2 separate regions of the Mus musculus genome follow, and region 1 is linked to region 2. The links are chromatin loops, found by intact Hi-C in ENCODE. Cell type or tissue: left cerebral cortex. All regions are shown on one strand. Links, peaks and the distances in the headings refer to the core of each region. The heading gives the core; the rest is flanking DNA. Region 1 has its middle 65 kb from the start of Gm41072. Region 2 overlaps Arl15 (ADP-ribosylation factor-like 15).

The links. Hi-C counts contacts between places; a loop is a spot of excess contacts. Peaks named below come from ENCODE experiments on the same cell type or tissue, not always from the same donor. Only the 100,000 strongest peaks of a DNase experiment are listed, where the experiment ranks them.
Region 1: a loop joins it to region 2, with 17 times the contacts of the local background. A loop is called at or near these places in 1 of 42 quality-filtered maps.

What each region holds. Positions count from the first base shown.
Region 1 is chr13:114,265,235-114,281,831 of GRCm38, reverse strand. No RefSeq gene overlaps it. Among named protein-coding and RNA genes, the nearest start is that of Gm41072, 65 kb to the right of the region's middle. In left cerebral cortex, for the core only: no CTCF peak of the experiment used is centred there; no DNase peak of the experiment used is centred there.
Region 2 is chr13:114,092,618-114,109,214 of GRCm38, reverse strand. The region is part of intron 4 of Arl15 (ADP-ribosylation factor-like 15); the gene reads right to left. Among named protein-coding and RNA genes, the nearest start is that of A430090L17Rik, 51 kb to the left of the region's middle. In left cerebral cortex, for the core only: no CTCF peak of the experiment used is centred there; DNase peaks (open chromatin) are centred at 7,853 and 8,594.

The DNA.
Region 1 (16,597 bases), core at 5,184-13,183, 170 kb before region 2:
TACGTATATCTTTAGATTTTTTTTGTATTATGTCTTTAGAAATAAATTTATACCTGTAATCCCACCATTTGAGAGGCAAAGGAAGGGAGATCACTGTGAATTCAAGGCCATCCTGGTCTACACAGTTCCCAGACAGCCAGTGCTATGTAAAGAAACCTTGTCTTAAAAAAAAAAAAAAAAAAAAAAAACAAAAAAAAAAAAACAAAAAAAAAAAACTAACAAAACTGTATAAAGGATATCAGAGTACTGTGTCCTCAGTTCCCTGAATTAGGAGGTAGTTTGGTTCAGAACATGCTGTTAGAATTCATTAGCAGAGCAGGCTGCAGTCAGGTCTCCTGGGACTATACTAGGGTGTTGTTCCTCATGAAGCAAGGCAAAATGAAGACATGTCGGAAGAAGTCTTAACATTGGCATCTGTATAAACCAGAAGACAATATCCGTCTTTAGTTTTCCCTTGTCATATAAAACAGAACAAAATTATTAGCGTTGTTTGATGAAGCTTTTACATTTTGGTGTGATTGGTTTTCTGTTTCTCCGTCTATGCTTGAGAAGATGAACTTACTTCAAATTCCGTTTAACACAAGATCCAATAAGCTATCGAGCTGCACAGCCATGGCAGACAATAGGAAACGGGGGTCTGGACCTTAGCACAGCAGCCAGCAATCCTTGGCTCTAGAGGAGCTAAGGAGGATGAGGAAAAGAGAAGAAAGGGCAGAAACAGCCCCTTGGGGAGAGTGTTTCTGATAAATGAAGAGGAGGTGGGAAGGGAAGAACCAAGAAAGCTGATAGGTTCTGTTGGGTCAAAGAATGACATCCCAGAGCATGGAATGCTCTGAGTAAAAGATGTAAAGATGTTGGCAGTGTCTCAGAAGCAAGGCTTCCTGGGTCCCCCCCACCCCCCCTCACCACCCGTACATCACAGAAGCTACAATTCCTCTCCCCTGGGGAAGACCATTAACTATGGAAAAGCAAACCATAAAGCCTAAGAAGGCTATTCTCTATACTGCCATCTCTGAACACTGGTTTTGAGTCCCTTTGTGACATTAATTCCCCTTTGTGGCTGCATCCTATCTCTATACCTAGAGAAAAGGGACACACAGGCCAAGGGAGTCAGTCATATTGCTACTAGATTAAAATAGTTCACCACTGGAATATGAATAGATAGGCCAATCATAAAGAATGAGAAAATTCAGCAGATAATCCATCACATACAGATTGGTTGCAGGATATTTGATCACAGTGTGAACCCTGAGATTGTGTTATTTACTGGACAAACCTGTTTCTAGTTGTGGTGTGGCTCAGCCCTAACACAAACCATTAATCCAAGACCTTTTTGCTTATTGTAGGCAGGATTAAATAAAGTCAACCATAGGTCAAGAGGCAGGGCCAGCAACCCCATTTGACAGGAAGTGAACATAGGAAAGCCATAGAGAGTAAAAGGACATCAGGAGGATGGATAGAGAGGTGCACAGGAAGTAGAAGGGAGGGACATTCTCTTTGAAAGGTCTTTTGAGAGGATGTAGAGAAGGAGAGCTTTTATTCTTTGGGGACATCAGCTGAAAAAGAAAGTCATCTGTGTGCTTTCTCTGCCTCTGAGCTAGCAGGTTTTCACCATAACATCTAGCTCTCAAGTATTTATTGGTAAAATCAAACGTTTGAGATTTTGTTTAAAAACAACAGAAGTTGGTATATGATAAAGACACCATTCCCAACACTTGGAGGGAAAGGCAGCCTTTGAGTGTTACTAGGGAAATTTTGATTGCACCATGCATAAGAATAAACTGCAAACCGATCAAAGCCTTGACCGTAAGGAAAGGAGGGAGTGCTCATACGAATCATTAATGAATTTCTCTGAAGCCTGAATGAAGATAGGCTTCTTAGCTTTAATTGATTTTAAATTTATGATTCACACAGTAAAGCAAATTTGTAACTGTTACTTCATAAAATAATAATTTAAAATGTATACGCACATATACACAAAGTGACTTCGGTATTTAAAAAATACTGGAAGCTATTCAAATTTATTGACAGGCTGAAAGTTACAATTAGAAAAGAATAAGTCACAAAGTGACTGGTTAAGTTTATTGTTGCAAAATAACTAGAAGAAGCTTTGTGAGCTAACTGATGAGTTAGTATGGTATAGTAATTTCACCGTCTGTATCTGTAATCAGATATCACACTGCACACCCTAAATATGTTAGTTAAAAGCAAAACCTTAAATAAATAAATATGATGACTGAATTATGTATGGACTGTCAAAAGCCTAGGTACTACCTACCTGTTTAAAAGTGAGGAAAGCTTTTCATATTGATATGGAATAATCTCTAGGAAAAAGACAACTGCAATACAGCAGGTCTCTGGTGATACACACATAACACACACACACACAGGTACATATACACATACACATATAGATCAGTGCACATATGCCGAAGACCAGCCCCAGTCAGCCTCCCTCAACCTGCGGAAAAAATTTCGGGGTTCCATTACAGGCGGGCGTGGAGTCTGGGAGAAATGACAAACAAATATGAACACAAGGGAGTGCTGTATCTGGATGCATTTTCTCCAAGCAAAAACCAGACTTTTTATACAGAATAAATAAATAAATAAATAAATAAGAAAGCCAGGCAAATACATCCTCCAAATTAATACATCAGCCAAGTTACATTGACACAAAAAAAAGATGCATACATAACGTTTACCAGTGAGAATAGGAACAACCCTTAATTAAGATCAGCCAAACACAGCAGCCAGGTGAATGCTCTGATGCAATGCTAGTCTATTGTTAAACCCACCATCAGGGGTCCTTTAGTAAATACCTGATTATGCTAGTCCTCTGCTGCCTAGTGAAAAACCTGTACCTGGGGAATTCTACTAACCCTTTCATGAATAATACTAACCCACCTATTTCCTAGGTCATTGTGTATTCCTGTATTTGGGTGTGACTCCGCTATTGTCCTAAGTAATTACTATGTAGACTAGCCCTGAGCTTTTCTAGATCTATTCAAGTATATTGTAATGCCTAATTAGTTTTACTGTCTCTACTAGAAGTAAATTTGAAAGTTACTGAATAGGTAACATTCTTACTGAATTCCAAGCTCAGGGTCGGCTTCAAGGACTGCCTAGGACATTGGTGAAGACCAGGGAGTAAAATTCAACCTGATTAAAGTATTTGTAAAATCATTACTTGGAAGAACCTATAATACAAGAAAGCACACAGATCCATACACTAGATTAACTCGGGGACAGGGTTTGAGTATATGGGCTATGGGAATGCCAAGGTTCCAGGAGGCTAAGTTTCCATGAAACTCTTTGCCTTGTGACTGTTTCCAGGCTTTTAGGCCTACCAAGCAGACTTCACTGGAGTGGATGTAGCACACATACACGGACACATATAGATAGGTACATATGCATGTACACATATAGATAGGAACATATACACACATAGATAGGTAATATACATGTACACACATAGATAGGTACATATACATGTACACATATAGATAGGTACACATAATTCTATTTTCTGTGTAGCAGAAGGCAAAACCAGAACCCAGTGTAATTCTTGACCTCCAGGGGATGAATGGGAGCCAAGCAATGGGACGTGGAGATGAATGATGCCTCTCTATGGATAATTTTGTGTTGTTTTGACTCTTATAAGCAGGCTAACATACTGCATGTTTAAAGAAAAGTCAATCAAATATGAGAAGAAAGAAGCCCTAAAATATAAAGCAAACAGAGAAACGATCCCATGTGTACCTTAAATGAAACCAGAACCACAGTAAAGGGAAAAGCATACTCAGGTCACTTGGAACACAGCATTCAACCTTATATGCCTGGTTAGATGGGGCTGGATGACTGGAGAACATTTCAAACAAATACTTAAATTCGCTTTTCAGTATGATTTCTTTATACCATGGTATGAGAAACCAATTTGCATATACACTGTAATTGGTTTAATAAGTACACTGTTATTTTGAGATGGCCAGTTTTTTGGTTTTGGGGGGTTTTGGGGTTTTTTGGTTTTTTTTAACTGAGACAGTCTTACAAATATGGAAGAGAGAAAGTAAGTTTCATGGTATGAAATAGGAATTACATAAAAGTAACTAAACTTATTTTAAAAAATAACATACATGTGTAGATCTACTTGTACATAGACATTAGTACATTTATACACACAATAGTTTCTTAATGTTATCTATTGAAGAACAAGAAAATATACAAACAGAACAAAAACAAAACAAATAAAACAAAACAAAACACAATTTCAATCCAGTCTGCAGTGAGAATCTGGTCTGTGCTATGGTTTTGATCTCAAGTGCTCTTCCAAGGCCTTTTGTAAACGCTTGACTCTCCCATGCTGTTGAGAGATACTTGAAACCTGAAGAGAGTGAGCGAGATTCTGGTTGCTGGGTGAATGGCTGTGAAGAGAATATGGTTCTGAATCCTCATCTTCATCCCACCGCCATGATGTGACGCACGTACTTGCCTCCTCATGTGCTTCCACCACTGTGTGCTGCTACAGAGCAGGACTAAGTGATGAGGACAGAGACCCCCAGAACTGTGAGCTGAAGGAAACTTCTCTCTTATAAAGTTGATTGTCTTGAGTGTTTTACTATTGTAATGGACTAACACAGAGCAGCAGACGTAGACAACGGACGTCAAGAAGAGAGACTCAGGTCAGGAAGATGTCTTGGCAGGTAAAGATGCTTGCCACCAAGCCTGACAACTGAGTTAAGCTCTGGAGACTCACGTGGTAGAAGGAGAGAAACTAAGTCCTGAAAGTTGTACTCCTGACCTCCACATATGCACACACACACACACACACACACACAATAGAACTTCATATACACAAAATGTTGTTTCTATAACTACACTCGAAACAACATAAAAAAGACTTTAAAATTGGTTTATAAGAGAAATTTGAAAACAATTTGGTTGTAGACAACCAAACCAGAGAAATGTCTAGAATCCTGTGAGCCGAACTTAATGGATGACTTTTGTGACTGCCAAGGAATAGAATGCCTTCATAAACATGGATAGTGAAGAGTATGTTGACAAGGTTTCTGAGGGAAATGAAGTCTGGGGAATTGGATAGAGACCACCCAGGTTATTGAAAGCACTGTGTAAAGCTGGAAGAGAGCTGAGTTAAAAGCTGATGGGATTAGTTGGTCTGAGAGGTGAGGTTTTGAGGGAGCAGAGGATGCAAGGGGTAGCCTGAAAATTACTAGTGGCTCTTAGATTTAAAGTAAGACATGGGATCAAAAACAAACAAGTGAGTGACAGGGAAAACTTTCATTTTGACCTCAGCAGTAACATCAAACTAGTCAGAGAAGTGCACCCGTTAAAAGGGTTAGCACAATTAGAAAGATAAAAATGATAAGTAGGTAAATAAATAAATAAGAAATAGATGGCTAAGCCATAGTCATCTCAGGATCAGAGATGTAAAAATATACTTTACCGCAAATTTTCAAGGTACCCCTCCCCAAGCCACTATGTGCTTACAAAAGGGAACACATTCCCTGAAGTTCTAGCTGTCAAGACCATGGACCCACTGGAGGTATACATAGGTATAAGCCTACTTATAGACCTTGGCATCTTCCACATGCTGCTGATTTTGAAAGAGTGAACATGTAGTTGTTACATGATAATGGATGCTTCCACTGGGCTGTCGAAGGAAAGTCTGGTGGTCCAGGCACCGTGTTACAGGGGAAAAGTCCCTGGAAGCATCTTTTGATAGGTGGTACACGAAGCTGTGAGGAACTACACTGGAGACCTCATGAAAATAGAGATGTGAAATTCCTCCTGAGAGAGGTCCCAGAGAACAGTCAGCCCACGAGGGTGGCCACGTGCATTGCTGCAGCAAATTAGTCCATGAGGGAGAAACTGCACGTGTCCTGAGGATCCCACATCCCATCAGAGTGTTGCCCAGATGCCACACATTGGACTGGCTTTGATCTGATGCGATTGCCATTCCTTTCAAAATGGGAATGTTTGTCCTGTACCATTGCATTTTGGAAGTGTGTAGCTGTTTGTTTGTTGGCTGGTTGGCTTTATAGTTCAAAGCTGAGACTTTTGAGCAATGCTAGACTGGTTAAGGTTTTGGAGAGTCTTAAATAAGACTCTCCAAAGATTTTGCATTAAAGATGAACAAGAGTTTTTGTGGATGGGGGAATGCTATTGTCAGGAGCTGGTGTGTCCCTCCCAAAGCTCGCGTGTTTAAAGATTCTTTCCAAACATGGCCCAGTATAGAGGAGGTGCATAGTTGATTGTAGGATGCTGGTCTCTTCCTGCCTCTCATGTCTCTGCCATGGGCTAAGCAGTTCTGCTCCTATTACATCTCACACAGCCCTCAGAACCGAACCCAAATAATCTTTCTCTCTATAAACCGTTTGTGTTGGGGTATTTGTTATAGTAATGAAATTCTGGGTAACACAGTCTATAACAGCATTTCTTCCTGAAATTAGCTGAGGCTTCCCCTTAAACATTGACTGAGTTATGCTCAATACAATATGAGCTAAAAAGTTCTCAGTTTGCCACCCAGTTCCAACAAACAACGAAACAAAACCACAATTTAGCTGGCATTAATGTCCCATGTGTTTAACAGAACTTAGGAGCCAGAGGTAAGGGCATCTTTGAGAATTTGAGGCTAGTCTGGTCTACATAATACATTCTAGGACAGCCAGAGCTACATAATGAGACCATGATTACAAAACAAACTTTAAAAATGATATATGGAAGTGTTACATATCACTTGAAGGGGACACTACTGGCGAAACCTAGACAAATTGAACAGAAAAAAAAAAAGAAAAAGAAAAAAAAAGACCACATAACAAGCATGAACCTGCTGTTGGGGAAAATAGAAACTCATAAGTTCATTACTGACAATAGAGACTATACTGAATGGTGGCGAGCTAGTGCCAGAGCCAGGTACAGCTGCACACACTTGTGCTGCACACATCTGTGCTGCTGGCATTTGGAAGGCAGAGGCAGGCATAGCTCTGAGTCCAAGGCCACCCTGGTCTACACAGGACATTCCCAGCCCTTCAGGTCTACACAGTGAGACCCTGTCAAAAAGAAGAACAAAAAGGAAGAATGAGAGTTCTTGCTTTAAAGGAGAACGCCAAGTACCTACCAAGTGGCAAATTTGGAGGAAATGCTGGAGTTGGAAAATCAACAGTTTGAAAACATGATGGATAAAGTTTGACTAGGCAGTGAGAATTACAGAATATCTGCCTCCAAAACTTGCAGGTCATCTCTTGAAAAAATGCTAATGTAGCTAGTTAAATATAAAAAGAAGTTTCTAGAAGTTGATGCAAAGAGCATACAAAAGAATCAAAGATGTTTCTCATGAAAACCTATCAATACTTTTAAAAGTAGGGATCTGCAACTTACATCAGGGCTGACCACTTCTACACCACCATCACCTGTTCCACCTGTTGCAGATCTGGACCACAGGCTCCATGCCATGAGAAGGGAGGGCAGGTTGGGAGGACCAGAGGCTTGTAACTTTATAGAGCACTGCCGAAGAGACCCACTTTGATCATGCCTGTGTAAGAAAGGGTTTCTTTTTTCCATCAAAGGGAGCTCGCCTGCCAAGAGCCAATATTCATAAATCCCCCACCTGGTAAAACTGCTTATGAACAGACCCCCGTACATTCTGGGAACGTGATGGCTCAGAGCAGCTGTCTCCATCTCCCATTCCCTCCTACCCTTTGTGCCAATTCTTTTTAAACTAGACAGTGGGAAGACCCCAGCCAATGGGGAAAAGGCTCAGTTACCACCCATATTAGAATTAAAACTAAGTGAAGTTGTGTCCTGGTTACATGAAAATAATCACCTTGCCAAGTTGCTTTTGCCTTACAGTTTATACAACAACAAGAATATTTGGTTTTGGTATCCCAACATTAGTTTTCTCCACCCTGGACAGTGAGGCTGCAACAAATACTGAATTATATCTAACACTGTGGCAGTCTCAACAACCAATGGTGATCTATCAACCGGCTTATGGACCTCACTAAGAGCCCTCCCTAGAAATCCTTATACGTCTTACCTCTAGAATGCCTCTAACTGGCCAGGTGACCCCAGCAATGTGCTCCCATCCTTTTCTGCTATCTGCGTGTGCTATACATGGGTACCAGTCACCATGTTAACTCTGTAGTGTTGAGAAGTGATACACAACTTTAAATATCCCAGGCCATCATCCTATGACAAATAAACAGGTACCCAAACCTCAATTTGTCAGATCGGGAGAAGGCATACTGCCCCGGTTTTCTCCAGAAAAATGAAGTGGACACATTCATAGATAAGGACCGAGAGACCCCTAGAATCTCTCCATGGGCAGAGTGGTCAGGCATCAGTACACAGGGTAATGCCTGCTTCTGCAAACACAAAGACAGCAATGCACATTTTAGAGAACACAACAGCAGTAGTGAGCAAAGCGAAGCTTTCAAGGTTGTCCACAAGTCCTACGAGGTACCTGGCCTAGAACTCAATATAATAATCTTAAGTTAGCTCAGTCGGCAAGGGAACATCACGAGACAGCTACGTGGACACGAAGAAAACAAGGTACCCAGCAAAGAGAAGTGGCTAGAAAGAAACCAGCCAACTATTCTGGAGGTGGAGAATGTAATAACAGAAAGCAAAACGTAGAGTATCAACCGCAGACTCACACAGAAAACAGAGGAAGAAAGGAACCTTGGGCCACTGGAGCTCGGGCCTGATGCTGCTTCTCATTCCCCGGGAATGCTAGAAACATGAAGATCGGCCTTCTCACTCCATGGAACTCCAATTCCTGTAGGAAGGAGAAGGTGAGGGTCTCTGCGCTCTGCTCTAAGTTCCATCTCTTGCCCAGGGTAGGAGACCTGCCATTTCAGGCTGCTCCAAAGGAGATAGAAGAGATTATCATCCTGTAATGGAATAATGTGTCCTTCCTTCCCAGAAACAACTTCTCTGGTGCAGATGCTGGGGACACTTGAAGAGAGCAGCATGGTGCTAGTCTGACCTCAGAATTAGGACTCCAAAAAGCATAGCGTTTACCTTGTTCTTTGTTGTTGCTGTTGTTTTTGTTTTGTTGTTGTTGTTGTTGTTGTTATTGTTGTTCCAAATACTGGCCAAAAGCAGAGCATGCTTTCCCTGGCCTTCTGGGCATCTGCCATTTCTTTGAAGGCTTTTTGTCATGTGGCTGCCTGCAGACCTCTATTGCAAACTGCATGGCTTTCTCTCTCCCCCACTCTCTCTTCTCCTGGCAGCTGTGAAGTCTACAGCCTGCCTGTCCTGTTGTTTTTCTTTTAAACGCTAATAAAATTGTCCCTGACCTTCCTTTCAGGTTCATTTTTAAATTATTTTATTACTGAGATTAAGAGGCCCAAAAGAGAAGCTAAGGGACATAGGCATCTTTAGAGAGAATTGACAAAAGAAAGGTAGAAACCTAGTCTAAAGAAGAAATAACCGAGGTCCGTGGAGAGAATGAGCACACACTAAGCCCAGAATACTCCAGGCAAACGCAAATAAGGTTTTCATGGAGACACAGTGTAAATACATTGTCAGAAATCAATGACAAAGACTTTTGAAAACAGCCAGAAGAAAATGAGTCCCTTCTTGTAAGGGAAATCCCCCAAAGACTGCAAGCAGATTTCTCACCAGAAACCACTTAGGTCAGGATGGTATAGGCAAACTTGCTGAAAGGAAAGGCAAGTCTGCCAACCCAAAATCCTTCACAACAAAGCTGGCCCTGAATCCTGATACGGCTGACAGAAAAGGCTTTCCCCAAGCGAATAACAGAAAAGAGATTCCGTCCCAAGATCTGCCTTATAGCAAGCTGTTGTAGCAACAGATAGTTAATGATCAACATAAAACAAAGACAAAACTCGCCGGCAAGAGTTGACATCCACGCAAATTCAGAATGTTCTAACCCTCACTGGGACCAGGACGTTGCTCCAGCCTCCCTTTCACCTCCCTTCCTGGTAATGTCTCTTGAAAGAATTCAGATGAGGTATGCAGCACAATGCAGAAACTAGGCGGGGTTTATTACAAGATATAGTGGACTGAGTGGGCGACGGCCAAAAGCAGCTACGTGTTTAGGTAGGCTTTGTTTCTAAATCTTGGAACAGACATTATTCCTGTGGGACGTTTTATGTCTAGGTGACTGACAGTCCCATGTGGGTCGACTCTTAAGGGAGAAGTTATGGTATGTAAGGCCTCCTGCCTGATAGTAAACGTTGACCTTCCAGCCAGTTCAGAAGGCCGAGTCTCTACCCAGGGCTGGGTTCATGGCTCAGATCCCATTCTTTTGATGAGTAACATGTAACAGATTAGTAGATTAGAAAGAATTACAGCAAAACCCCAAAATGAATCTAAAAAGAAGGAAAGAAAGAAAGAAAAGAAAAGTCTGGGAGGAAGAGCTGTCCCTTGGCTCCAGCGATGCTGTCCCTCAGCTCCAGGGACTTCCTCCTTCTGACTTCTTGTCTCATCTATAGCTGTGCTGTCACGAAGGGCAGCTGCAATGCGTTCACCTCTTTCACAAGGCATTTGAACCTATAAGGAAGAGCTATTGGGATGGCTCCCACTGCCTTTACCTGCTACCAAATTAAGAGTGTTAATGAGCAAGCGCATAGGGAGTGGGCCTGAGGTCATTTTCAAGTCAAAGACAGAGCAAGCCTCTAGAGGTCAGATTTGAAGGACAATAGTGAATCTGACATCTTCCACACATCTCCCCCATGAAAACCTTGAGACCCTTCCCTTTTGGAAAACGGGGAACTTTGCTTTGAGATGGCCTTTGTTCTGTTTTCCTGATGTAAAGCTCTCTCCTCATCTAATTCCTGTCTTCTAATTTGCTTTGGGAGCGGTGACAGGTAATATAGGGCCACCAAGTCCTATATTACAAGGAACAAGTGGAATCCTCCTGCCTCTGCTCTTGTGTCTACAAGCTGGTGATTACAAGGAGGGAATCCATCTTCACTGGCCTTCAAAAATCTGCTGGTATCTAGATATCTAGCAAAAGTTACCAAAAATAACTACAGATGCAGTATTTTAAACGCACTATTAAAAAGTGTAAATTCTGATGTCACAAACATGGCTGAAATGTTGAAGTTGATATCATATTAAAATTGACTGTTACAAGCATTTAAGGCACGGAGAGGAATACATACTGTGTGTGTGTGTGTGTGTGTGTGTGTGTGTGTGTGTGTATTATATATAATTTTTTTCTTTTTCTTTCTTTTTTTTTTTTTTTTTTTTTTTTTTTTGAGACAGAGTTTCTCTGTGTAGCCCTGGCTGTCCTGGAACTCACTCTGTAGACCAGGCTGGCCTCAAACTCAGAAATCTCCTGCCTCTGCCTCTGCCTCCCACGTGCTGGGACTAAAGGCGTGCACCACCACTGCCCGTATATATAATGTTTTATTTAAGTCTTATGATATAATAGAAAAGCTTGGGGTACATTCAGAAAATATAATGGAATAAAAACCTGTCGTTACAAAAAGAAAAAAAATCAAGCCAACACAGAGAAATAAAGAGTCAAAGGAGTACATAAGAGTCAGAAAACCACGAACGGCACACATAGCTCTTTCCGATCTCTAATTCCCTTAAACGGACTTGGCTAAATTCTTTCATCAAAAGGCAGAGTGGGTATACTGGCTAGTTTTGTGTCAACTTGACACAGCTGTAGTTATCACAGAGAAAGGAGCTTCAGTTGAAAAAATGCCTCCATGAGATCCAACTGTAAGGCATTTTCTCAATTAGTGATCAAGGGGGAAAGGCCCCTTGTGGGTGGTGCCATCTCTGGGCTGGTAGTCTTGGGTTCTATAAGAGAGCAGGCTGAGTAAGCCAGGAGAGGCAGGCTAGTAAAGAACATCCCTCCATGGCCTCTGCATCAGCTCCTGCTTCCTGACCTGCTTGAGTTCCAGTCCTGACTTCCTTGGTGATGAACAGCAGTATGGAAGTGTAAGCCGAATAAACCCTTTCCTCCCCAACTTGCTTCTTGGTCATGATGTTTGTGCAGGAATAGAAACCCTGACTAAGACAGTGGGTGAAGCATTAAAAGATGTGGCAGTTAAAAAGAAAAGGGAAACAAGACACACAACACCCCCCCAAACTTGGGCATTAAAAACACGAAGCTCAAGTGAGATGGGTGTGGGGGAGTGTTAGGGAGCATGGGGGTGTGGGGGAGGGTCACTGGCTACAGCAGAGTCTTGCTTGACTCAGGGGACAGGGTCTGTGACAATCGACAGCCACCATCACCACTGAGAACTAGTAGTAGTTCCCTGGTCTTCCATCTCCTGAACTTGAATAAGTTTCAGAGAAGACTTTTATTGTGTTTAAAAGCAAGCAAGCAGAGCTCTCAAGGGGCTGCCATTCAGGCTCTTTTCTAGAGGTTAATGAGACCTTTCTGGGTGGAGTCATGGGGAAGGAAGTGGTCCCTCTGGTTGATCCACCCATCCTAGTGACTGGGCTAGAACTGTAGGCACACCTTCAGGGTTCAGTGAGGAATCTGATTACATGTAGTTCTGAGGCTGCTGTGCTCATTGAACTGTGATGTAAAGGGAAAGAAAAATGAGAAGGAGAAGCCAGGACATGAGTGCCCTTAAACATCAATTGCCATTCCTGGCCTCTGACCAACATGGATCTGCTAGCATGACGGACAAGGCATGATGGGCAAGGTATCAAAGGCAAGGAGCAGAACGGCTGTATTGGAAGGTCCCCTCTCCCCCAACCTAAAATGACCATCTAGGTTTCCTTCTGTTCTCATCAAAAGGATAAAAGAAAATATTGTGTGAAATAGTAACCACAAATGAATAAAGTAGCTCTGCTTAGGTAAAATAGACTGTCAAAAATGTCACAGGCATACCTCAGCAAGCCTTTAAAACCAGCATTCAGAAGTCTGAGGCAGGGGGATCACAAGTAAGGCTGGATTATATGAGAGAGTTGAGGAGAAAGGTAAAGGGGTAAAATAGAAGAGAGAGAAGAGAGGAGAAGAAAGAGAAGAGATGAGGAGAGAGAGAAGAGAGAAAAGAGGGGAAAAGAGAAAAAGAGAGAAGAGAAAAAAGAGAGGAGAAGAGAGAAGGGGAGAAAAGAGAAAAGAGGAGAAGAGAGAGAAGAGAGGAGATAAGAGATAAGAGAAGAGAGAAAAGAGGGGAGAAGAGGTCTAAATCTGATCTTCTAGTCTGAAGGTCTTGACTGAAGATCAAAGTGTATGGTCAGATAAAATGGTTCAGCCTGTGCCCACTGGGCCCTATCCTTCTTTCCCACTGTTGTTCAAGCCTTGGCTTTCCCCTAGCTAAAGAAGAGACATGAACTCTTAACTCCTAATAAGCGTGTGGAATCACATTGGTTGATCAAGTGTACTGTCGTTCCTATGGTTTGTCTCAGAAAATAAAAAAGTAAACACCAGCTACTAAACCTATCACAGAGATGAAGATAGCAAAAGTACAATAATTTGGGGATCAATTCATCAAAAATTATGTAACAGCCACACATTTAATCTCGGCAGTTAGGAGGCAGGGGCAGACAGATCTCTGTGAGTTCAAGGCCAGTTGGGGCTATGTAGTAACACTCTGTCTCAAAAATTAAAAACAAACAAAACAACAACAAAAACTGTTCAAAGTTGTGAGCATACACGCAGCCGGCACTACAGCATACAAATGAAAGCGAATCTGGTGGGAGATGGCCAGCAAGCAATAATAATGTTCAGCAACGAAGAGATGAACCCGCCAGAAAGCGGTAGACTTGCACCACCATAAGCCAAACAGAGCGAATGAAAATAACCAGACTGTTAAGTCAGCAGGAGAATAAAACATTCTTCCCCAACACACGGAACGTCCTCCAGGATATCATATTAGGCCACAAAAGCCTTAATAGACTTGCGGAGAATTAAATAACTTTCCTAACCATAACATTGCGAAACTAGAAACCAGTAAGAGGAGGAAAATCGGAATGCACACAAATATGTAAACAATTTCAAAAGGGAAATAAAAATGTATCTTGAGACAAATAAGAGCAGACAGACAGCATAGCAGCAGTGCAGGGTGCGGCAAACACAGTTTTAAGAGGAAACTTTATAGTGATAATAAATATCCACACTGAACAAAAGGGAAATGCCAAAAACGAAGCTTACACCCCAGGAAGGTAAAAATAGCAAACTGAGCCACAGATTAGCCTAAGAAAGGAGAGATGATGTCATAACCCACTTATTTTTTTTAAAAAAAGGGTAAAATTAAGAAACCTTGGCTAGACTAAGAAAAGAAGAGAGAAATTGAACAAAATTGAAGAGGAAACAGCACCACAGATTTCATTCGAGGATCAGAGGAAGCCCGTCAGCAATCATTGCCAGCACACTGTTCACACTTTTCACAGAAAAGAAAAATTCCCAAACATATTTAACCTATCTGAATCATGGAAAAAATAAATCTAAACAGAACAATGGTGGAGGAAATTAAATCAGTAATTAAAGGCTCCTCAACAAAGAAAAGTCCAACACTTGATGTCTCCATCCGTAAATTCTACGACCCATCTCGAGAAGTATTGGCCAAGCTTTTCAAAACTCTTACTGAACTGTAGAAAGGGAGAAAACACATCCAAGTTCATTTTAAAGCTCACATGACCTGATATGGAGTCAGGAAAACACCTTAAGGAAATAGAAGACCAGTAGTTCCAAGGAATACACGAATCTCAAGAGAATGTTAAAATTTAACAGCACATTAAAATAACGCTACATCATGAGCTCACAGGCTCTATTCTTGTCATTTAGGACTTGTTCATCATTTCAGAACTTATAAATGTGAGACATTACTTCCTTAGAATGAAATAACAATGTGATCATCACCATAGAAACAGAAGAGGCATTTGATAAAAATGCAGCCTCTGGCTACGCCACAATGGCGCATGCCTGTCATGGCAGCACTTAGGAGCCGAGGTAGGATTGACATGAGTTTGAGGCTAGCTTGGGCTGGACAGTAAGTTGAAGGCTGGTTTGGTTAACACGGCCAACACTCAGTCTGAAATCACATGCAACAGTTTAACGGCCGCTCAGCAAGCCAGGGATGATGCTAGAAAGCTTCAGTTCCCAGTGATCGTGACGCTCAGTTAGAAAGATTGCAAGTTCAAGACAAGCCTGGGTTATATAGCAAATTCAAAGCCAGCCTGGAATAATATCAGGAGACCTCATCTCCAAAAACAAACAAATGAGCGGTAATAAACCCGAGGCAAACTGGGCATAGAAAGAATGCATGGGAACATAATGAAGGTCACGTATGACACAAATACAGCTAGCATCTCAAAGACGACATGCTGTCACTTGTCTTCTGAGATTAGGAGCAGGACAGGAAACCGTCCTTCTTACCATACCCATGTCTACCCACTACATAAGCAAGAAAAATACAAAAGCAATCTAAATAAGAATTGTTTTGTTTTGCAGATGGCTTAAGCTTATATAAAGAAACCCCCTAAAAAGAAAGGAAACTCTGAAGATCCCTCTCTCTCTCTCTCTCTCTCTCTCTCTCTCTCTCTCTCTCTCTCTCCTCTCTCTCTCTCTCTCTCTGACACACACACACCAAACTAACCAACCAAAACCCTTTTTGAACTATTTGCCAGTACAGTAAAGTTATAGGACAGGAGAGATAGGGCGCAGGGAGGGAGAGAGATACAGAAACAGAAAGACAGAGACAGAGAGAGAGAGACAGAGGGACAGAAAGAGAGAGATGGGGGAGGTAAGAAAGCAAGTTCAGTTGTGTTTCTGAGCACTGTGAAATACCAATAGAGTGGCAGGAATACTTGATCAGCTGGACTGACATAACACATGACTGATGATAAAGAAGCGAAATGCTAAGGAACAAACTTATGGAGGGTGAAAGGCATGTGCACTGAGATGTGTTAGAAACCGAGTAACGCAAGAAACACAAATAAAAGAATTCCTACGAAGGAATGAATATTGTAAAGTGTCTCAACCCAAAGTGATAAATAGATCCAATACGATCTATCAACATTCCAATGACATCCCACACAGAAATAGGACAAATGTGTCAAAGTTCATATGGAAGGACCAAAGACCCAGAGGAAAGGCAACCTTGGACAAGAAAAATAAGTTCAGTTATATCACACTTCCTTCTTTATTATTATTATTATCATTATTATTACAAAATAACAGCCATCAAAATATTATGGTATAGGGAAGAGAGTAGGCAGGAGAGAGAGAGGGGCTTTTTGGGTGGGATAGGAGAGGACAAGATGTAGCTACGAGTGTCTCCTGGTTTCAGTGACAGACCCACCAGGATTCGCCAGCAGAGGATTTAGATTTAATATAGCTTACAAGATTAGGATTCTAGTTGCTGTGCTAGCAACTGAGTTACCACTGTTTCTGAACTAAGTTTGTGCGGTGTTTTCCTTTCATATGGCAGCTCGACTGGGTTCCAGAGAAAAAGGTATGATGGCAAAGTATGGGTTTGCCTGATGTGTACCACAAAAGGCCGTGGGAGTTTTGAAGCACGGGGTTGGCATGGTGGGAACTTAGTGAGCTGGGTGGAAAGATTTTGGAGCTCTGAGTCATGGAGTCTCCATGAAATAAGAACAGGCTGGCCATTACCTTCCAGGACCTAGCTGGCCAGCC
Region 2 (16,597 bases), core at 4,052-12,051:
TGTATCAATGACAGGGAATAGAAAGAGTCCCCACGGGAGTCCTTAAATCACAGTAAAGACTAACAGAGAGACAAGAATAGTACCTAAGCAGGGAAAGAGAAGGAAGGAGTTGGGGTGGGGTTGGTGAGAGAAGGGCGGGGCGAAGGAAGTAAGAATACAGCCCTTTCCATGTAGCCCCAAGTCCCTATGAGGCCGTTGCACTGCAGAATTAATGAAAACATATAGACAGACACATCAATGATGAGGCAGGTTAGAAGAGTAAGATCAGATGAGAGATTAAAGAAGGAAACAGTTATGGGCACAATAATACCACCACGGAATAAACAGATTAGAAAGAAAAGAAACAGACCAGGCACAGGCGAAAGGATCAGGAGCAGACAGAAACCGTGGAAGGGCGAGATAGCGAGAGTGAGGCAGACACTCGGAGACTGGGGGACTGAGAAAGAACTGTCTAAGGAGAAGACCTGAAACCCACTAGGAGCCTCCTTAACCAAGATTAGGGACATCTCCCTCGAAGTTAGAGTCACAATTATGAGAAAGCAAGAGGTAAGACTCCTTTTAGAAGCTAACAGTAGCAAACAGGCTGAGTAGGTAAAATCTGCCCCGATTTATTTGTAGCTTTATAGATATGCGATTGGAACTATGGCTTTCTTGGGATCAAGCACTATAAAACTGGTCCTATACAGCGCTATTCAGTGAATTAAAGAGACGAGTCTGCAAGCAATCTGATAATCCAAAACTACCAGTTTATAGAGTTAGAGTCTTTATCTAGTAGACTTCCAAGATGGCTGCATTTACAGTAATAAAACTGTTACTTCCAACTGGATACTGTTTTATTAAGACAGTCCACTTATTTATATATATAGTCTGGCTTCCCTTTGTTATTGATGGTCAAATATTTCCTAAAACACTTATCTAGAAGCAAAGAGGAGATAATCTGTCAATAAATGTGTCATAATTATGTCTATCATTCTCCCATACTGCTGAGAACTCAACTCACTGAGAAGGTCAGGGCTTTACTGAAACATGCTACATGGAATACACAGGCATGTGCTGGCGAGTTTCACATCAACTTGACACAGGATAGAGTCATCTGAGGAGGAAGCCACACTTGAGAAAGTGTCTCCAGAAGTTTAGGCTGTGGGGAAGAGTATAGGGCATTTTCTTAATTAGAGATTGATGGGAGAAGGCTCAGCCAATTGCGGGTGATGCCATTCCTGGGTTGGTGGTCCTGGGTTCTAAAAGAAGGCAGTCTGAGCAAACAATGTTCACAACTTTTTAACGATCGAGGGAGAAAATGAAGACAACCATCGTATTTTGTGACATATAAAAAGAGTCGGATGAAATTGAGCACTGGTGTTATAAATATTCATGGGAACATACCCATATATCCATTTGTTCATATGTATCCTTCGGCACTTTGGTTTCACAGAACTGAGTCATTGGGACCATTCTGCAGAGCCTGCCACACTCACACTCTGACTCTTCCAGAAGAAGGTTGCAGCCCCTGAGTAGGATCTGAGCTTCTGATAGCATCTGCGGTGCGGAATGTTATCTGGTTGTCACCCGTCATGGACCTGAGGTACGTCAACACTGGATAGAAGATCGTATATTTGGAGACACCCAGTTGTCATGCTACTTGCTTGCATGTTTCCTTTCAATGTCTATATTTATCATCTTGCATACTGGCATAAACATTCTGTGGACTGGCATTGGTCTGCGGACTTTATTTTTAAAAGCACTGATCTAGATAATACCAGAATACCTTCACACACTTTTTTGGAAAACTTCCCTTCTTTCCACATACTTTTGATGTGATGATCACTAAAAATACCAGTAAATAAATACATAGAGACCTGGATAAAATTAGTTTTCACATGGAGGGTTTGCGCTTTGAATGAATGCTTTTAAATTAACCACTGTTTCTCCCTTGCCCACTGCCACATTATATAATGGCTTGCTATTCTCTTAGCTTTGGATAAAAGAAAAAAATATTTCTTTTATATTTTGTACTTTGTGGAATGGTAAACTCAGATTTCATAAACAGAACAATTAGTACAAATGTCTTTTGGACAATCTGTGCTGTGATTTTGGAAACTGTATGCGAAGGAGACTGAAAGGATCGAGTCCTTACATACACAAAAACAGTTTATGTTTAAATTTCTGAAAGGTTGAAAAGATTTCTCCTTATGCTTGCTTTATAATAGCAAAGTCCTTTGGCATGTCGAAGGCCACAAAAGTAATTTTTAGCTTAGGTACAAAACGTGCTTTGGGCCTGTTTTATATGAGACTCTCTAGTTTTAGTGTTGCATTACAGAGAGAGAGAGAAAGAATGTGAAAGGAGAAAAAACCACCTCCATGATTTTTTTTATTGGCTCAAAGTTAGAAGTGATTCATTTTCAAACTTCAATCCCTATCTCTAGGGAATCGCCCTTTTAATTCTACTGCAATTTTTGTTTAAGACATGAAATAATCCCTCCATGTTTTTTAAACACCAAGAAAGATGAAAATCAGTTACCCGTGCCAATGGCTGTTTCATTTGCATTCTATAGGTGTAAAATGAGAAACATCCAAATGAGAAACAGCGTCAGGCTCTCCCAGCATCAGAAGAAGGGGACCTGTGACAAGGGTCGCAAGGTGGACGGAAGCATGGGATAAGAACAAATAATCCCGGGACCTGTTTTATTAGATGACAGCTAGGAAAATGTTCTTTATTTGTTGTTACATAAGAATGCTGTTGCTAGCAAAAGAGGGAGCTTTCCAAGTCGAGGGAATAGAAAACTGCCGTAGCGGGAACCTTTGCAATCCTCTGTCTTGCTGCTCCACTCCACCGCCATAAAGTAGTCAAAACAGTAAGAGCCACTCGTTCAGAACGATGACATAATGTTTATAAATATTTATGTGCGTTCTGAACTCTTCATTACCAGGAGATACAGCTGGGGTATAGAAGAGAAAACTGAGCTCTGATTGGAACCTTCACTGTGCCAATTACAAGGCTCAGCAATCCCCTGAGAGTTACCTACTCAACTGCTCTGAGCAGTCTCTCTTTAAAGTAGAAGACTTTCTAACTACCTCATAGAAATTAAGGAAGGTAATACCCATGTCTTGGAAACAGTAAGAAGCTATAAATATATATGAATGTAAATGTAAGGTGTTCATGTTACTGAATAGGGGAACTTACTATAAACTGCATTATAAAATTTCAGTAAGTAAAGCAAGCCTATTATTTAATAAAACCAACTGAGTTGTATAATTCAATACTTTTTTCAAATATTGCTACTTATGTGACCTCCACATGCATATCTGGTGCCTATGGAGGTCAGAAGAAAGCCCTGGAGGCCCTACAACTGAAGTTACAGATGATTGTGAGCAATCATGTAGATGCTGGGAACTGAACCCAAGGCCCCGGCAAGAGAAATATGGCCTCTTAACTGCCAAGCCATCTCTCCAGTCCCCTGATACTATGACTTTTTGAAATAGAGATTATAAGGAGATAAACTCTCATTAGATAATCTGTTGCACAGAATTTAGAGCGATTGTAGCTGTGGTCAGTTATGGATGGTTAAGGTGCTGTGGGAATGAAGCAATATGGCGATATGACAAGGTGGGGCAAGGGAAGGAGGAAGAGGCAGAAGAACTTTTTTTTCTGGTTTGTTTATATTTGAAAGGAGTCAATAGCCACAAGAACAACCCTATTATTCTAGTTACATTTTCAGGATTTAAGGGGGCAGGAAAGGAGTAACGATCAGTATGGATATAGAATAAATTCTTTGGTCCCTCACAATATTCTAGCCCTGGCTTGTAAAGCTATATAGGTAACATAATATGTAGCAGTGTTAAGCTTTGATGCTGTGGCGAATTCAACATGCTTCACCTGAGAAGTGTTATTATTAGGGGGTGTGACCTTGTTGGCATAGGTATGGCCTCCTTGGAGGAAGTGTGTCACTGTCTGGTGGGCTTTGAGACCCTCCTCCTAGCCATGTGGGAGACAGTCTACTTCTGGCTTCCTTTGGAAGAAGATGTAGAACTCTCAGCTCCTCCCATATCAAGCCTGTCTAGATACTGCCATCCTCCAACCTTGATGATAATGGACTGAACCTGTAAGCCAGCCCCAATGTTGGCCTTATAAGAGTTGCCTTGGTCATGGTGTCTGTTCACAGCAGTAAAACTCTTAAGTAAGACAGAAGTTGGTACCAGGGACTGGGGTATTGCTGTGATACGCCTGACTATGCTTTTATTTGGAGGAATGTGAATTTGGGGACTTTGGAATTGGAAAGCAGTGGAATGTTTTAAGTGGGGCTTACTGGGCCATCCTAGTAGGCATATGGAAGACTTTGTTGCTGAGAGTGATTTGAACCGTTCAGACTTGGCCCAAGAAGTTTCAGTGGAGCAGAAGTTCTAGAGATAGTTTTTTGTAGTATTTTGGTGAAGACTGTGGCTGCTTTTTGCCTTTGTCTGAAGAATTTCCTTGAGGCTAAGGTAAAGAGATTTATATTAATTGCAATGACATAGGAAGTCTCCAAAAAAGCCCAGCGGAGTCTTTGTTCTCTGGTTTTGTCTTATGAAGAGCGTTTTAATGCAAAGGAGCAAGCTGAGAAAGGAAACATATAAAACATATGGTTCAAGTAATAAAGGGGCACCAGCAAGTGAATGGAGCTGAATCTTATATTCAAGGAGATAAACATGATAAGGGAGTGGTGACCTTGGGGCAAGATTCCACCAAGCTAAGCTTAGTCCAGGCACCTTTAATCCCAGGAGACAAAGGCAAGCAGATCTCGGAGTTCAAAGCCAGTCTGGAATGGAGCAAGTTCCAAGTAGAGAAAAGACTAAGTCTAGGCATGATGGCACACGCCTTTTATTGCAATACTCAGGAGACAGAGCCATGCAGATCTCTTGAGTTCAAGGTCAATCTACAGAGCAAGTTCCAGGACCACTAAGCTTAGGCAGTGGAGAAGCTGGAAAACTGAAAGCTGGTGATGATATAATAGAACAAGGGGGCCATGTTCCAGCCCCAGCAAGCAGCAGGCCTCAGCAGCTTTGGCCATGTAGCTCTGGCTTTAGAGTCAAAAAGAGAAGTAACTACTAGGACAGTTGATGCTGGTTAGCTGGAGCTAAGAAATTAATGGCGATTAAGAAGAGACCAGCATCACTGAGGTGAAATTTGGGAAGCATTTTCTGAGAGCACAAAGAAACCGTGTTCCAGAGATAGCCAAGGTTGTACCTCGTGCTGCAGCTGGTCTTGGTAATGTATAAGAATCACCAAGATGGTTTTGAAGGCATGAAGGAATCCTGGAGAGCAGCTGAGGCTTGGCACCAAGGATGGCCATTGGTGAAGGTACAGCCTTAGCTGCAGTTGATGGCCCAAAGAAGTTGAGGGTTGGCACCATGAAGAAAGCCTATGAGAGGCTAATGGTAAAGCTGAGTTGCAGCGGAAGCTCCCGGTGTATTGGAGATGCCAGTACCATAGGATGATCACCAAGAACAGCAACAGCAGTGGAGTAGATCAACCTGAGCTTAGAGTGCGACAGAGGGCAGAGCTGGAGATGTGATGACAGCCCTCTGGAGGAGCCCAGAAGATCATGTATGGATCCCAGTCATTGAAACAAGAAGCTGTAAAGTTAAGTTGCTTTGGAGACTTGAGATGTCAGAGTCACAGGATACTGCCAAGGAAAGCTGCTAACAGGGAGTGGAACCAGCCAAAGAGAGTCGTGCTGCCGTCAACCAAGATTAAAGGAGTTGGAGATCTGGAGTACTCTGACATCAGACATGGGCATGAAGAGTTTAAGAGTTTGCCCAGCTAGTTTTTAGTCTTGTCTGTTCCAATGTTTATTCATTATGACATTTTGGGCATGGTGGCAAGTGTCTTACTCACCGAGTAACCATTAACCAGTCCTCCTCTTATGACTCCAGATGGACAGTTCTAACATTTGATATACTTAGAGTCTAGATGACACATTTAAGGGATGATGTTAGGGATGCATACCTAAGCATCCAAGTCATTCTCGCCACCCATCATCCAGAAACGCATTCCTTGCTCTCGGGAGCCAACACCTTGGTGTAGAATTTGTATCTCAATTTCTCATTACCTGGGAATGAATAAGGTAATTGATGCAAAAAAAATAAGGATAATAGGGTAAATATGTTCTACTAATATTCCTAAGCTCCAGAGCCTAACTCTACCAAATCACCTTCCCCTCCTTGTGACTTGTTGTGACAAGTGTGTTGTCAGTTTTCCACAGGGTCAAATCTGGGGGCTTTTGGTATTTGCTCTTTGCTTATTTTCTATGTATATCTAAGTCAAGGAATGGACAATAACCAAGAACAGAAAACAGTCCTACTACTTAAAATAATGCTATGGGCAGTTTAAATTTTTTTTCAGTTTCTGCTTGGGCAAGTACAGACATTAATAAGTATGATCACAGACCTTCAGAAGTCAATTTTAGGATAAGGAGTATAATAGTAAAATAAACTAATAAAATACGATTATAAAATAAAAAAATCATAAAAATGAATGTTTCATTATATTTTAAAATATTCCAAAATGCTTGTGCCTAAAATTCTTTCAGATTTCAGAGAGTTTAGAATTTTGAAACACTTCAATAATGAGATACTGGACATGGGACGCAAATCTAAACTCAAATCCATTTGTATTTTACACACACTTGACACACAGCCTCAAGGTGACTTTGTATCACAGTGTCAGACTATCAGATGTATCTTAGACTATCAGATGAGGTCAGGATGTGGAGTTTCTCCCTTGTGGCATCAGGATGGTGCTCAAAAAGTCTCTGACTCTGGAGATTTAAGTCTATTGTTAGCTGTGATGTATAAAAACAAAAATGAGAGAGAGAGAGAGAGAGGAAAAAAAAGTCCAGTTCTGTTAACCACATGGTTGAAGAACAAATGGTTTTTTAAGCAGGAGATAAAAACATGTACTCGTCTGAAAAATGCAACAGTAGAGAAAGCCACGAGGCAGAAGGTAAATGCCACATGATTTTCTATCGGCCAAATCCCACCCTGTAAATTACCCTTCAGTGTATCTGTGCTTGTCCACAGCCTCCAAAAATCCAAACCTTTGTATGAAGAGAGGGCAATTGTATATATTAACTTATTGGATATATTATCAGAAAAATAGACTTAACAAATACCATACAGACTTCTTGCAACCTGTTTGCCATTTTTGACGTTTTTGTCTTAAACATATTTTAACAGCAATATATAGAAACTGACTTTACTTTTTTTTCCCCCCAGGAGTTGCATGGTATTCTATTGCACAGAGGTAATGCAGTTAATCTTCCCTACTGAGAGCTATTTAGGTTTTTCACGAGTTGTTACTATGTCAGCAACATTTCAATAGACACCTCTCTGCATAAAGTTTGATGTATTTCTTCAAGTAGATCCCTAGAGAAAATGGAAAAGTATTGTATTTTTGACAGGCATTAGCAAACTGTTCTGTTACGTGCTTACATAATTTGTTCTAGCAAACAGTTGGAAATCACAGATTCATAATTTAAAAGGTATGGTATATGGTATAACTTGGTGCAGTGGTGTTTGCCTGTAACCTCAGAAACTGAGAAGTGAAGATAAGGTGGGTGGATGGAGAGTTTTGAGACCTGATTAGGTTATAGAGCAAGACCTTGCCTCAGAACAAGCAAGCACGCAAACAAACAGCTATTACGTCATATGAACTGTTGGATGTATTTTGCTCCTGGAGCTACTATAATTTATACAGTTACCATTAACGACAACAAAATACAGCCAAAGCCCTATGTTACCAAACAATATTAACTCACTGAAAAAGTCATACTCATAGCTATAGAATCTTCTATGAGAATGATCTCCAGAGCTGGAAGTGAGCCCAGGGTCTATAATTAGAACCACACGAAAGTGTGTTGTCAGTGTATGTGAAGTAAGTTTCATCTGGAAGCGTTATCTGAATCAGCTTGTAAAAAAAAAAAAAAAAAAGAAAACCCCAAAACCTAAACATTGGTTCATTGTCCTCATGCAAGGGTCGACCAGAAGTATATGTCAAGTGGACACATGTTGCCTGCCCCCAACAAAAGTAATGAAAAATAATTGAGGGCGTTGTTAAACTTAAGTGATGTGATAGACTTCATCATTTATCATGGGCTCATTTGCATTGGACCAAGGCCTAGAGAGTCTTAGGGTGCCCTTTAAATACCTATGGGTATCCATAAGGAGGAAGCAATAAAGTGGAATGAGAACAAACCATGGAACCCCCCAAAAGTACTACATGCATCTGGACGACAGCTACTACTGTGTGGCCTCTGTGACTCCAGTATCAGAGCATGTCTGAAAGAGACAGAGGAGTGCTTCCTACAACATAGACTGAAAAATAAATAAATAGATACAAAAATAAGATTAATTAAAAAAAAAAAAACCAAACAGGTAATGAAGGATGGAAATAACCTGACAGTAGGAAGTGACAACTAATTAGCATGTGTTTCCCTCTTTCAAACGAGCAATGAACTTGTTATCTCCAAGAGAGGCGATCAGAGTGTGCTTGTCAGATTTCCACATTGAGGTCTTGGTTTTGCAAGGCTCTTTTTCTTTCCCCCTTCAGACTTTGGCATGGTAAAAATACATCTTGAAACCCTTATTCCAGAACTGAAGAATTGAAGTTAGTCTGCTTTTGGGTGAAAAATAGCATTTCCCCATAGGAGCCAGCACAGAGAATCATACAGTCTTCTGACAACAGAGAAGTTTCACTTTGTTTTCTCATCCAATTTATGAAATTTCATGGAAAATAAACTCATACCTAATGAAAACTGAAGGATAGAAAACTTAACTTTAAAATGTAGCTTGAATAAGTTCATATCTTCAATAATTGATTACCATGGCTCCTGGAAAGAGATGGCCAGTTTTTCTACAGCAGGAATTTGTCTTTTTTTTTTTTTTTTTTTTTTAATGCTCTGAGATTCCCTTGATATAAGGCCAGAGATTGTTTTTCTTCTCTGAAGTTTGTAGATGAGAGGTGGCAGCCACACGAGGCCAGGTTCCCAGAACGAACGCTTGGGGAAACTGTGAAAGGTCAAGCCTCTGCCCCAATGAGCCTGGTTGCAACCACAAGGGCCCACCTCTTCAGCAAGCAAGACCTGCTCCGGCGTCCTCTGGCAGGAGCTGTAATTCAGTTGCCATCCCTTTATCCAAGATTCTCTTTATAAAAGGGTCTTCAGTGACAACAACTAACATTGCAGAGTAAACTCACTCCTTATTTATGCTTTCCTTTTGGAAAGAGTTTTACCGTTGAAAAAGACTGCAAAAGGCATTTCCCTCTTCTTCATTGAGAAATGAGCCCAGGTCCTTATGGATGTTAGGCCGTGGTTGAGTTACAACTGCAACCCTTTTTGTTTTTTGTTTTTGTTTTGTTTGGTTTTTTGTTTTCTGAGACAGGGTTTCTCTGTATAGCCCTGGCTGTCCTGGAACTCACTTTGTAGACCAGGCTGGCCTCGAACTCAGAAATCCGCCTGCCTCTGCCTGCCTCCCGAGTGCTGGGATTAAAGGCGTGCACCACCATGCCCAGCCCCCTTGCTGGCTTTACACACATCCATAAACCAGAACGGACAGGGTCGTTAGCATAGCTGGCATTTTCATAGTTAGTTAATCCTTTTTTCTTTTTCTTTTTTTTCTAGAATGAAAACATTCTTCGTTCAGCAACTCTGACAATCAGACACTCAATTCTGCTCTGACATGCTCACACTATAGAACTCGTTATAAAGTCACCCTGTTACATTGAAAAAAAAACCCACTGGTTGTCTTTTCTGTAAAATGTAGGAGCTGTTATTTATTGATAACCAACATTCCTTTGAGGCCTAATAGTTTGCAAAACATTTCATGAGAAAAATCTTGCCAGAAATAGGAAGCACTACTTTTTAGAAACCTGTTTCTGCACCTGCGACTTATTTTCCAAGCTAGAGGAGAAAAATATAATTCTGTCTTCACACACTATAGTCCCTTAACATTGAAAGCAAGACACCATGTCTTCTAGTAGCCATTTTGCCCAGACCTTGAAGATTCCTTGGAAAGTATCTTGTACTATCACATAAATATTTTTTCTAGCACTTAAGAAAATGAGACAACAGTTAAGAAGTCAATATTTATTTATGATATTTTTGATCAAAAATGAAAGCTTTAAAAGTCATTAGCCCAAGTTGTGCCACCACAGTAGAACTGAGAATGCAGAGATGGGGCACTGCGTTGAAATACAGTGAAAGCCTTAGACCTCAGAGCAGAGAATGGCTGATGGGATATCAATTCAGTGGACCATGCACTGTGCATTTTGGGATTCTGGCTTTTGGGTGTTCTTGTGTCTGTGCCCACTGTTGCTCTGTCTGCCCGTATCTCACACTACTGCCAATGGATCTGACTGTAGCAAGTCATCTTTTTCCCTCCAATTTCCTGCTTCTCATCCATTGTGGGTTTGGCAACTGGATAACCCAATATTTTGGAAATCTGTCTAAAATTAGAACAACTGGACTGACATTATTCATCTGTGTAGCTGTTTAAAAACAATCCAAAAGTACAATAACGATGATCACTGTGGAGAACAAAGACAAATTCATATTCTGTCAGGACAGGGCCATAAACTGGTAGTAACCCTATCATAACTACTGCGCAAACTAGTTTAAAAGTTCTAGGCAATCCTTTCCCTCCAAGGGGCCCATTTTACTCGCAATAATCTTCTCAGAAAATAGACAGTCAAAAACAAAAAACATAAAAAAAAATGCTTGGTTACAATGATGAAAAAGTGGAACAAGCCTGAGTGTGTACCAACCAGACACTGGCTTACTGAGTCCTGCTCCAGCAATATAATACTGCCACAAAACCACGATAGTCAGATCTAGAAATACTAATGAAGAGGTATGCAAATGCTCTTCCGGGAAAACAGAAATCAATTTATAGATGGGAATTCTATCTAAAATTTGTATGTGTCAAAGTCTTCAGTACAATAGGAAATATTAGTTAGCAGTCAATGTTAACTAATGTTAAGATAATTTCAAATTATTCATCTTTTATTGCCATTTTCTAATATTGTCAAAGATATTCCCACTTTTATTGAATTGCAGCTTAATCCAGCTTAGACGTGATAAATTTATCATTCAAATTGTGTCTTTGCTCTCCAAATAGTCCCTTTAATGACAACAAGGACATATACGACTATCAAATGATAAGGTCAAGGCAAGTGGGGCAAAAGTAGATGACAGCTGTTGGCCACAGGGCTGACAAGACTGGGATGGCTTCATGATTTATGTCTGTGTTGGATGTGGTAAAATTCACTAACTGGGCATGGTATGGGAATGATGCACACAACTGGTTGGTGGCATTTCCTAAAGAAAATTAAAGCTGGTAGACACGAGTACACACAAAGGGACCGAAGCCTGTGCCTCGAACGTCATGCCAGGACCCTGCCAGACATCCCACAGGCACTTAGGTAGGGTGTCAAAGAAGCTGTGAAAGCAGAGAAAAAATAGGAATGGGGACCGAATAATGTTAAGAAAGAAATAAAAGGCCAAAGAGGGAGACGATGAGAGGACCAGTAAGCATCCTCTAAATCGGAGCTAAAGATGTGATCGTGGATAAAGCAGTGGCTGGGGTGGGAAGCAGAGCTGGATTTCAGGGGTCGTCGGGGTGGGGGACAGAGAAAATGAGCCATTGCTGATAGCCAGGGTGACAGTAGTTTTAAAGATCTTGTAGCTGCAGGCATAGCTCAGTGGTGGCACACTTGACTAGCGTGGAAAGGCCCCAGGTTCAATCTCCAGCAGTAGGAAAACAAACCAACAGAAAACAAACCAAGACATGGAGACAGAGTGTGATGAGGCAATGAGTCCTGGATTTAGCTGCTGCCTCTTTTGTATAGGGAACAGTTAGACAGACTAACCTGATATAGGCAGCAAGATGCATCTGCCTGAAAATCTCACATTTCAAGCACTCAGTATCAGAGTCAGCAAAATATGTCATGCCTGGCCTTTTCCTCTCCATTTCCCTTGTCCTTTATAAGAATCTAAGGTCCAACCCATGAAAACACAGACATCTAAAACATCTAGCAGTTTTGAACTTGGGGGTGGGGGTGGGGGGGTAGGCCGACGGCTAAAAACTCACAACGGCCTTGAAATATCCAAAACATTTTCATTGACACCAAGTTCACTAAGATAGCTGAAAGCAGGACAGTGGATTCATAGTCAAATCAAATACACACATTACCTTGACAAATTAGACATAATTTCAACTTTACTGTGGGAGCAGGAGAAAGCCAATGAATCAAGGATGTGGCTGAGCCCTACTCCTTACCAGAGAGAGCCCCAAGGATCTGGAGGGGACTGGTTTGGACTGGTTTGGGGAAGGGCTGGCTTACTTTATACGTGGAACACTCTAATACTCCCTTTCTCATTGTTCGAGTACATTTTATGCCTTTAAAAGTCACTGCATATGTTCTAGTGTCTCTAGTAACTATGTGTTTATAAGTCAGGCAGGCTTTTTCCAGCAGCACATATATATATTTTTTAAATGCTGAAGTGTTTACAAAAGCACTATTAGGTACACAATAATCTGAATTCCCCAGCTAAGGAGAGGAGGCCAAATAGTGTCATAGGTTTTTGGTAAGTATTCATGGCAGGCCTTCAACTGCTCTCCTCTTACTGTGAGTTCTCTGCAGTTGGTTTCTCTTTCCATGTCTATCTTAGAGAGATGGATTTTTTTTTCCTTTCAAAAATTAAAAACATGTGACAACAGTCAGCTCAGCACTTTTGCCAAGAGCAAAATGTAGTGTGAACAAAGAGAAAGATTAATTAATTTAGGTACACATGCTGACGTATCAGAAAGTTATCTAAACAGATAAGAACAAGTTGGTCTGAATTTCCAATAAGAAAACAAAAACAAACCACACACACACACACACCACCACCACCACCACCACCACCACCACACCACACCACACACACATTTCTGCTTTAAGTATAACTATCTTGCTAAAATCCAGTAAAATATGTAATAGGATAATGATCTCTGAATTTAGTCCACTGATCATTTTCCTCAAGTGTCTAGAGTATTCTAAAGTGTGGAAGTTCTAAAAACCTTTTTGTCATTTCAATAATGAAAACGACATGGCTAAAACTCTGCATTGGTAACACTGGCTGGGTCATTTAAAATACTTCGATTGAGATGAAATTTACATTTTTTTTTTACAGGAGCAGATTCTGAGAGAAAACATGCCTTCATGTTGAAGTGCAAGTTCAAGAACGTATCTAGTTCCTATTTTCCAACCATAGGTGAAGCTTGAGAGGAAACTGTGAAAGTGATAGTGAATGTGGCCACAGAGAATCTCAAGTTTCTGTTTTTCTAGTAAAAAAGGTTGAACGATAATCAATCAAGACAAAACAATTGTTAAAAGTAAATGAGTTTTGATTGTAGCTATTAGGCTATCTTAATTAGGTTATTGCATGGCTGCCTGGCCTATTTTAGGGTGGGTACGGAAGATGGATGCTTTGTTTGAATGATGCCTTGAATACAGTTTCAGCCCTACCCTCCTTTCTCCCTTCTCCCATTCTGGGAATCCAGGGTCTCATATGTGCTGAGTCAACAAAAATGGCCTACCACTAATTTTAGGTCCACCTCTTCCTGCAGGCTTCTTAATGCCTACTTTTTCCCACTCTCTCCATGGAGGACGGGGAAGATGAAGAAGGGGGGGGAAGGGAACTAGAGAGGCACTACGCTCTTCAATGATATTCCGTCTTTACCCATAAACCCATGCTTAGTGACGTAGTCACTCCATTTTACCTTCTCCCCTGGAGTCACTCATCAAACGTTCCTAACAGTTATGAGACAACTGGAGGCAACAGATGATCTCCTGTAGATAGGCTGGGAACAAGCTGGCTTGTTAATTGGGCCCTGAAATTTTTCCATCCCACCTTGGGCAGTTTACTGTACGGCTTGCCAAACTTTAAAGCTATTATAACTAGTTTCACACAGATGCCAGACAAAACAGACAAGAAATTAATTGGAATGATCACAAATACATTCCTTCTGAATAAATTAAAACAAACTGGCCGGGGCTAGGAGACATTTAAAATAGGAAACCTGGAACCCATCAATCAAAACACCTTTAATTCTTTATGATGTTATAGTTGAGAGAGATTTCACTTTATTAATAATAGAAAAATTATCTAAGGGTGAGGGATGGGAGGTTTGATGGAATTCAGAAGGATTTTTTTTTTTTTTTTGCATTGTTCAAGAGAACTGCCTAAGGTAATGGTCTGACTTTTTGGTTTCTTTTGGTTTAAAAAAAATATTATTGTTTTAAGTGATAAGAGTTAAAAGTCTTTTAGTGAAGATTCAAACTATTGGCTCAGCTTTTAAATTATAATATTGAACAAATCAAAGTCGAAGTGTAAAAGCCCAGAGCAATATTCGGAGATGAGAGCTTTGGTCAGATGTTAGACAAACTATCCAAACAGCTGGAAAAGATGTTGATTCTCCCTGGGAAATTTGTAATGTATTTGACTCATGTTTTCATGGAGCTATGGCTTGTCCTAGGGGGATTGAAAGAGAGAAATCTTGCCAAGAACTTTATCTGGAAAATGATAGTATTTTACCAGCTTTCCAATTAGACAACAAAAGGACTTAAAGAGAAAATACTCAAAATCAGTGAGTGCTTTCTCTGTAGCAGCAATGCTTCAGGTTGTCCGTCCAGAAGTGGCTGAGAGAGCCATTCCCTTACATTTCCTTATATAGGATGATGTCTTAAAAATATATTGGAGCATAAATACAACATGAAGTGATTATAAAAGAGAGAGAGAGAGGGAGCGAGCGAGAGCATTCCTGACTCCAGTTGGATGGTATGCTATATCTCACAGTCGGTACACACAATGTGTTCAAGAACAAGCGTCCTTCTGCATGCCTTGGCACACCTACAGCTAGAATCTGATGCTGAGAGGCCAGGAAGGGAGGATTTGAATTCCTGCTGAAGTGATGCAATCTTCAGGGCCAAACAACCCTTGTATAGACTTTGCTCATTTTAGAAAAGGGTTTTGTTTTTCTTTCTTTCTTTTCTTTTTTTTTTTTTAATTATTTGCTTTATTCATGACTGTAATTGCCACTGCACCAAATCAGCTTCACAGATGGATTGGGACTCGCCTACTATCTATACTGAATTACTTATGGATGAAATAAATGGTAAGATTTTGGGGATGAGCTTAAAAACAAGCCAGCGTGGGGTCAGGAATACTTAGGAATAGAGACTTAAAAAAATTATCTAGGAGCTGTTGAGTGGGTGATGGCGAGGTGGGATTATTATACTATTCTCTCAACTTTTATAAATGCTTGGAATTTTTTGTGATATATATATATTTTTTAAAGCTAGGTGAAAAATGAGAATATAAGAAAAATTACTAGTTGGCATAGAAGTTTAAATATTTAGAAAAAGCAAGCTTTCCTCATGTTAAAAATTTCTGGTGATTTTCACCAAAGTGCTCATCATCATTGCTTATTCCCCTCCAAAATCCAGTTCCCTTATCTGGGGCCATATTTTTTAAGATCACAATTGAGGAGATTAATTTTACTTCCTACTGGTGCGTTGAGTCAAGGTGACTTGGGTTCGAAGGTCTTGGTTGGTTGTTTTTAAAAAACCATATTACTTTGAACAAGTTATTAAATTTTTCTGGACAGAGCACAGGCATCTCCTATCCTTACTTTATACAGAATTATATAGATATGTGGTTGAGCTAGAGGCTAGAGTGCATGTATGTGAATGTGTGTGTGGGGGGCGGGGTTGGTGAGATGCATAGACTACAATTCGATTGGCTAACAGAACATAAGACAGTAGAATTGTCTTATCATTAGAGATTTTAGACCCAGAAACCCTGGTCGCTAGCACAGTTTTCAGCAGCTCGAGAGGTATCTCCGATCGAGGCATTTTCTATGGATCATGAAGAAAGAAACTTTCTTTGGGCAAAGCAACAAAGAGGAGAGGCTCTCATTCTAACGTTAGCTGCGATCGCTGTGCCAGATGCCAGTATCAGACGACAGCAGCAGCGCACAGTGCAGGGCTTTGCTTTGCTTTAGAGTTCCTGGCTGCTAGAGATGACACGAATGCTTCTGTGCTGCTCATGTTTGCAATGATCTGAAAACGTCCAAAGTAAGATCTAGACGTTCCCTCTACCACATATAGACTGTTTGTACCACTGTTGGGTCACCTGGAAAAATAACTGGACAAGAAGCAGGCTGTGGTGGTTTGAATGAAGATAGCCCCAGTAAGCTCATAGACTTGATTTAATCATCTGGGGTGGGGGTGGGGGAGTGGGGTGGGGAGGATTTAAACTTTTAAAGGATTAGGGTTGTGACCTTTTGGGGGGAAGTGTGTTACGAGGGTGGGCTTTGAGGTTTCCAAGACCCCATTCCAAGCCCACAGTCTCTCTCTTCTTGCAGTTCTGGATAGAGAATTCTCAGTTACTACCTCCAGCACCATGCCACCATGCTCCCTGCCAGGGTGATAACGGACTAAGACCTCTCAACTGTAAGCAAGCCCCAGTTAAATGTTTTGTTTTATGAGAGTTACCATGGTAACTCTTCACAGCAATAGAAT